2 separate regions of the Homo sapiens genome follow, and region 2 is linked to region 1. A link is a contact called in ENCODE Hi-C or POLR2A ChIA-PET data. All regions are on one chromosome and are shown on one strand. The core of a region is the stretch at or near the end of the contact, and the rest is flanking DNA. Distances in the headings are between cores, read along the strand shown.

The links. A loop is a pair of places that touch in the nucleus more often than their neighbours do. ChIA-PET counts read pairs that join two places held with the same protein, here RNA polymerase II (POLR2A). Pooled maps may share reads with other maps.
Region 2: a map of PC-9 shows a loop between it and region 1 (6-fold over the local background). The contact joins the enhancer-like site here to the promoter of RNASEH2B-AS1 in region 1. A Hi-C loop is called at or near these places in 6 of 168 maps with a recorded cell type or tissue (B cell, CD8-positive, alpha-beta T cell, IMR-90 and 2 more), 1 of 37 single-sample maps with no recorded cell type and 12 of 50 pooled maps. POLR2A ChIA-PET finds 5 or more read pairs at or near these places in 2 of 52 experiments (Caco-2 and HEK293T).

The regions. Positions count from the first base shown.
Region 1 is chr13:50,909,155-50,912,191 of GRCh38, forward strand. It overlaps RNASEH2B-AS1 (RNASEH2B antisense RNA 1), which reads right to left and starts at 1,558. Exons shown (of 3, transcript NR_046552.1): 1 at 1,329-1,558. It overlaps RNASEH2B (ribonuclease H2 subunit B), which reads left to right and starts at 637. Exons shown (of 11, transcript NM_024570.4): 1 at 637-986. The coding sequence starts at 923. RefSeq lists silencers at 452-881, 892-1,131, 1,342-1,391.
Region 2 is chr13:49,857,223-49,860,259 of GRCh38, forward strand. No RefSeq gene overlaps it. Among named protein-coding and RNA genes, the nearest start is that of KPNA3, 66 kb to the left of the region's middle. Within about 2 kb of position 1,414, at least 10 of the 41 ENCODE cell types and tissues checked have a DNase peak (open chromatin) inside an H3K27ac peak, as active enhancers do; they include IMR-90 and PC-9, where a contact is called at or near this core.

The sequences.
Region 1 (3,037 bases), core at 308-2,807:
ACAGGCCTGAGCCACTGCGCCTGGCCCGTGCTTTTCTCTAAAGTATGAAAGGAATATGTACTTTCTTCTTAAAAACCATGTACCAAACAACACTTTTCAATTAAAATGTTATTTTTAAAAGTTTAAATCCCCAAATTTCATGGCTCTAACTTTTTAAACATCACTTTTTAAATAAATGTCTAAGTTTTTAACTCAGTATACAGCGTTCTCCAAAACAACAAATTCATATTCTGAGCCCAAAACTGTGCACCTCTTTTAGTGATGAGGACGGAGTCCAAATTGAGGACATCCCTTGTAGCTCACAATGCACACATATTCTCACATCAATAGCAACACAGAATGCAACTGATGACCAATATATATTCACAAATAATTGAGGACCATGGCTAAGAGTTGCATTCGGATTCCGATGTGACTGCTATTGTCCTTAACACGGACTAGCTCCAGGTGAGTCCCCCGGCCCCGGGGGTGTGGCGGGCGTCACCCGTTGTCCGGGCACACACCCCGCAGACCCAATCCTAGCCCGCTGGCTAGACCATGGAGGGCCGCTGGGTGCAGCCACAGAGCGCGGGGCCCCGGCGACCCCGCCCCGCTCCGCGTCACTCGGCGCCCTGCGGCGCGCGATGAGCACCTACCACTAGCGGAGCCGCGAGGGAGAGGCCGCGGCCCCTTCCCGTTGCCTGCGGCCACCGGCCGGCATTCAGAGCCCCTCGCCTGGCGCTAAATTTAAAAACGTAACACGAGCAGCAGGCTGGTCTCGGAAACGAAACGAAATTCGGTCCCTGGGCCTCCTCCCGGGCGCTGCCGGTCCCTCAGCGCGCCGCGCCACCCGGAACAGACCCTTCTCCCGCCATTTTCGGCGGGGCTGGGAGACTGAGGCCCGCGGCGCTGAGCCTGCGGCGCCCCGGAAGAGGCGGGCGGCATGGCCGCTGGCGTGGACTGCGGGGACGGGGTTGGCGCCCGGCAGCACGTGTTCCTGGTTTCAGGTAAACACGCGCGCCCGGGCGGCGGGGTCGGCCCAAGAACTGGCGGAGCGGCCCGCGACCCCGGGCGCGCCGCCCCCCACCCCGGTGGCTCCCACTACCCGGCCCGGCGCGGGATGGGATTCTCTCTGGGACAGCTGGCCCCGCATTTTGGTCACACGTCATAGCAAGCCGCGGTTTTCAAACCCGGAAGCGCCGAAAAGGACCGAGCGTGTTTCCCGGGCCCTGATCCCCGGTGGCTCGGGTGGGAGGGTGGAAGCCGACTCAGCCTGAGGGGAGCCACGCGGGTTCGCGGTCACCGGTGCGCTGCGGGCCCCGGAGGTTTCTGCCCTTGGTGTCCCCTACCTGGCAGCTGGCCCTGCTTCTGTGATCCTACTGGGTTGGAACCAGGGATCCAGTAGGCTCGAAGTGGCCTCAGACGGTGCGCAGTTTTAAGAAAGCAAAGGGACAGGCCTGCAGTGGCGAGGCAGGAGGGAAGCGGGATGGGAGTCGCGGTTAGGCCAAGGGTAGTTCAAAGCGATTCAGCAGGATGATGACCACAGGAGTGCTGGAGCCGGGCCTTTCAGCCCCCGTGTGGATGATGACCGGCCATCCAGGACATGCGAGGGCTTGGGACAGTGGACAGCCAGTGCCACACAAGGAAGGACCGATTAAATGACACAGTTAAAGGAATTTGGCCTAGGGAGTGCAAGCCAGAAAGGTTTGGTCTTTTTATATATGTAACATTGGAAAAAAGGAACATCTCCTGTTCCCTGTATTAAGTTTTGACTTTAGCTCAGCAAATGCAGTGTTTGTGGCAGTAAATATACTCTGATAACAATATTCTTTCCCAGGAATTTAGAGTTTTATGATGGTTATTGAAAATGTTTACATGACAGGCTGTCAATAATATTTTTTGCCTCTAAAAATAAAACATACATAAAGTGTACGGATTTTAAGTATGCAACTCACTGAACTTTTCATACGTATACACCACCCTAGTAACCATCCCCCAGTTCAAGATGTAGACTGTTTCCAATAACGCCTCATGCCTGTTCCTAGATAGCCCCAGGAACCTCTATGCTGACCTCTGTCACCAGAGATTAGTTTTGCCTGTTTGAATAAGAGTGTACCCTTTGTGTCTGGCTTCTTTCACTCTGAAAGATTCATCCTTGTTGTGAAATTCATTCATGTTGTAGCAGTTGTTTGGTTGGTTGGTTAGTTTTTTCATTGCTGCTTCTGTTTAATTGTATGAGTATCCATACTATGTATCTCTACTGTGGATGGACATTTGGGTTGTTTCCAGTTTGCAACTATTACAAGTTACACTTCTCAGAGCATTCCTTTAGGCGGCTTTTGGTAGACATGGGCACTCATATCTCTAGGGTGTATACCCTGGAGTGGAATGGCTGGTTCTAGTACTTGTGTGTAGAGCTGTAGTTGACAATGTTAAATGGTTTTCCAAAGTGGTTATACTGATTTATATTCCCACAAGCAGTGTATGAGAGTTCCCATTGCTGCACATCCTCGGTAAAAACGTTTGGGTGGTAAAACAGCTAATGCAAAATTCAGGGTTTTGACAGAATCTCGCAAAGGGCTACCCGTATACATGCTTTTCATTAGAAAAATCATCCTTTCTTCTCACTTCGTCACATCAAGACAATTAGATTTTCAGAGTAGGAACTCTAATCATTCTTTCAGAATCAAGTGCATTATTGTTATTTCAGATATACACAATAGCTGATGATAATTTGAGCTTCTTATTTTGTTGTTCTGTTTAATCAGTATTGACATCGTCATTTTATACGTGTGTTTGTGTCCTTGTATTAAACACAAAACCCTCAAAAGAATTAAATATTGATTGTATCCCTGAAAATTGTAGGTTTTAATATATCTACTGCTGGGTTGTGGGAAGAGTTTCAGTTGAGTTTCTGTTCAGAGCTGAGATCTACTGTGACCTTTTAAGGCATTGGGGGAGGCTGAGCAGCTGTTGGAACTGCTAGAAAGAGCTGTGTGGTCAGGGGGGCAGGAACTCTTAACAGTTAAAAACTTGAGCTACCAGCTCCTGCAATTCT
Region 2 (3,037 bases), core at 164-2,663, 1.1 Mb before region 1:
TCTGGGGCTAAACATCCCCCAAATTGTTGGGCTTTCCCAGATTTGTCCATGATTCTACAAACTGGTGCTTCTGGCTAATTCTGATTTTCACAAGGGTCTGGAAATTGGAATATTTTTTCCACGCTAACTCTATGACCTGCAGTGTGGCTAACCAATCTAGACCAAACATGCAGCTCTGGATTGTTCAGGATTTAGTGTGCCAATTTAGATAGAAAGCTCAATTAATTAAAATAAAGAAGCACAGAGACCAAAAGTTCATTGAGTTCAAGTAGAATCAGCTCAATGGGTGGGAAAAAGAAAAAAGAATCAGTTCCTATAAAAAAGGACAGCATAGTTGCTAGAACCCTCTAGAGATGTACAGATATTAGATAGTTTTGGCAGGAAGTGGTGGCCAAAATACATGAAACAACAACCTGAAAAAATAAGAGTTAATCAGGGATTACAGCAGGGATGAAAACAAACAAGCCAAAAAGCCACAGCAACAACAAAAACAGGTGGAAGATAACAGGAAAATCTAATCTTCACTGCCCATGGGCTGGAATGTAATGTTTTGGCTATGTTTTTCTTCTTCTTTTTTTTTTTTTTTTTTTTGAGACGGAGTTTCGCTCTGTCACCCAGGCTGGAGTGCAGTGGCGCGATCTTGGCTCACTGCAAGCTCCGCCTCCTGGGTTCACGCCATTCTCCTGCCTCAGCCTCCCGAGTAGCTGGGACTACAGGCGTCCGCCAACACGCCCGGCTAGTTTTTTGTATTTTTAGTAGAAATGGGATTTCACCGTGTTATCCAGGATGGTCTCGATCTCCTGACCTCGTGATCTGCCCACCTCGGCCCCCCAAAGTGCTGGGATTACAGGCGTGAGCCACCGCGCCCGGCCTTGGCTATGTTTTTCTTGGTAAACATCTCTACTATCTGCTTTTGAAATGATGGAGCTACCTTTCAGTTTTAAAAACAATATATTTCAGGCATCTCAAGTAATCCACAATCTGGAGGCAAAAGTCAAGACTGAGTTGACAGAGCACAAATCTGTTTCATTTGACTACATTAAAGAGGTTTGCATTCTTTCAAGGGCTTACTAGCGAGTTGTTCAGAAGCAGTACTGACACGGGGGCCTGGGATTGTTGAGGGATGCTTATGCACAGAGAGGAAGGTTTGCTAATCCAGGAGCACTGAATCATCATGATGTAAACTTGCAGGACTTCATGGCTTCAGTGATACATCATTGATCTTTAATTCCAGTCCACAGAACTTTTTTTTATGGTAAGGAAAAGGATATGGGAAGAAAAAAGTATTATAAGCATGTTTCTCATATTTCTTCCCTCTTTTACCCTATAAATAAAAGAGCAAAGGTATTACTGAGCAAATGTTCTCTTGAAAAACTTGATTTCTTCTTATGCTTGGAAATTTTGCTATAGAGATAGTCATTGCTACTGTTTACAGTAGACATTCCAACCCTGAAAACTAAACTCTGAAGTATTTACTATGCTTAGATAAATCACATATTTGTCCTCATGAGTACAGCCTGTTCAGGTTTGTACATACCATTGCGTAATTCCCTAAGAACTCTTTCCAATTTAAAAGGATGACTTTGGACACCTTTGTGGAAGTTGATAGGAAAGATTTTTGCTCTTTAAAATACTTGTTAAATAGGCCAGTTAAAAGTATGCTTTGTACTGAATTTTGCCTTTATCAGTAAAGGCTCCAAGAATGTTGATAAAATAAGAGAAAAAGAAATTGGGCTTTTCTCCTGCCAGAATTGGAAGGGAGAGACCCAAAACTAAGAACGGAAAATCTGTCATAATAATGGCAGAATCCTCAAAAGAAGATACACAAATAAATGCAGCTGAGGAACCTGGAGACTTCCCTGGTTTCTGTCCCTTGTGAGACTTCAAATCATAAAATACCCTAATATCTTTCTGTAATCTTCTGTCATGTTCTAAAATGTCTAAAATATTGAAACAGTCCTTATTATCAGAAAAAAGTAATCATGAACAGAGCCCAGAATATGGTATAAAACATTACCTTACTGTTCTCATCATGTCATTGTTCAGTCCTACCTCCAAACAATGTCCCATGAGAAAACCCAGAAGACATCTCCCTCACTAAAGCATTGAGAAATGCATTAATAAATGGAGCACCTGCAACCTCTTTCAAAGGAGAGCTCTGTGGTTGCTCTCTTCTATAGGGTAGGTGGAAAATATGCCATTGACATGGTCTCCCCAATTTCAATGATGGGATGATGGGATCTCAGAGTGGCATAGGTAGGGGTGGCACTGAATCTCCAAGGACAAAGTAAATGCATCCACTGTAAAGGGCAATCAGAATGCTTTGGCCTGCAGACATATTTGATGGTGGTTAAGTTATGGTGTTCTTAGGAATGAAATAGATGGGCAATCTACCATTGTATTGCTTGATCTGTAACAGAGGGAAAAATTCTAGGTCTGGTAGCTAAAAACCTGATGAGTCACTGCAGTGGACAGTCATGGCCTCTTGTGTTGAGATCTAAGTCAATTCACAGAGCCAAAGCTCCTTGATTAAAGAGGAGGCTGGGAGCCAGGCACAGTGGCCCATGCCATCCCAGTGAGTCAGGAGGCTGAAGCAAGAGGATTGATTGCTTGAAGCCAGGAGTTTGACCTCAGACCCTACGAAAAAATTAATCTAAAATGTCGGGGCGCGGTGGCCCATGCCTCTAATCCGAGCACTTTGGGAGGCACAGGTGGGCAGATCACAAGGTCAGGAGTTTAAGACCAGCCTGGCCAACATGGTGAAACCCTGTCTCTCTAAAAATACAAAAATTAGCTGGGGATGGTGGCATGTGCATGTAATCCCAGCCACTTGGGAGGCTGAGGCAGGATAATTGCTTGAACTGGGACCCGGGAGGCGGAGGTTGCAGTGAGCCAAGATTGCACCACTGCACTCCAGCCTGGGCTACAGAGGGAGACACCATCTCAAAAAAAAAAAAAAAAAAAAAAAATCTAAAATGGATCATAGATCTAAATGTAAACCTAGAATTATAAATCTACTAGAAAAAATATAGGACAA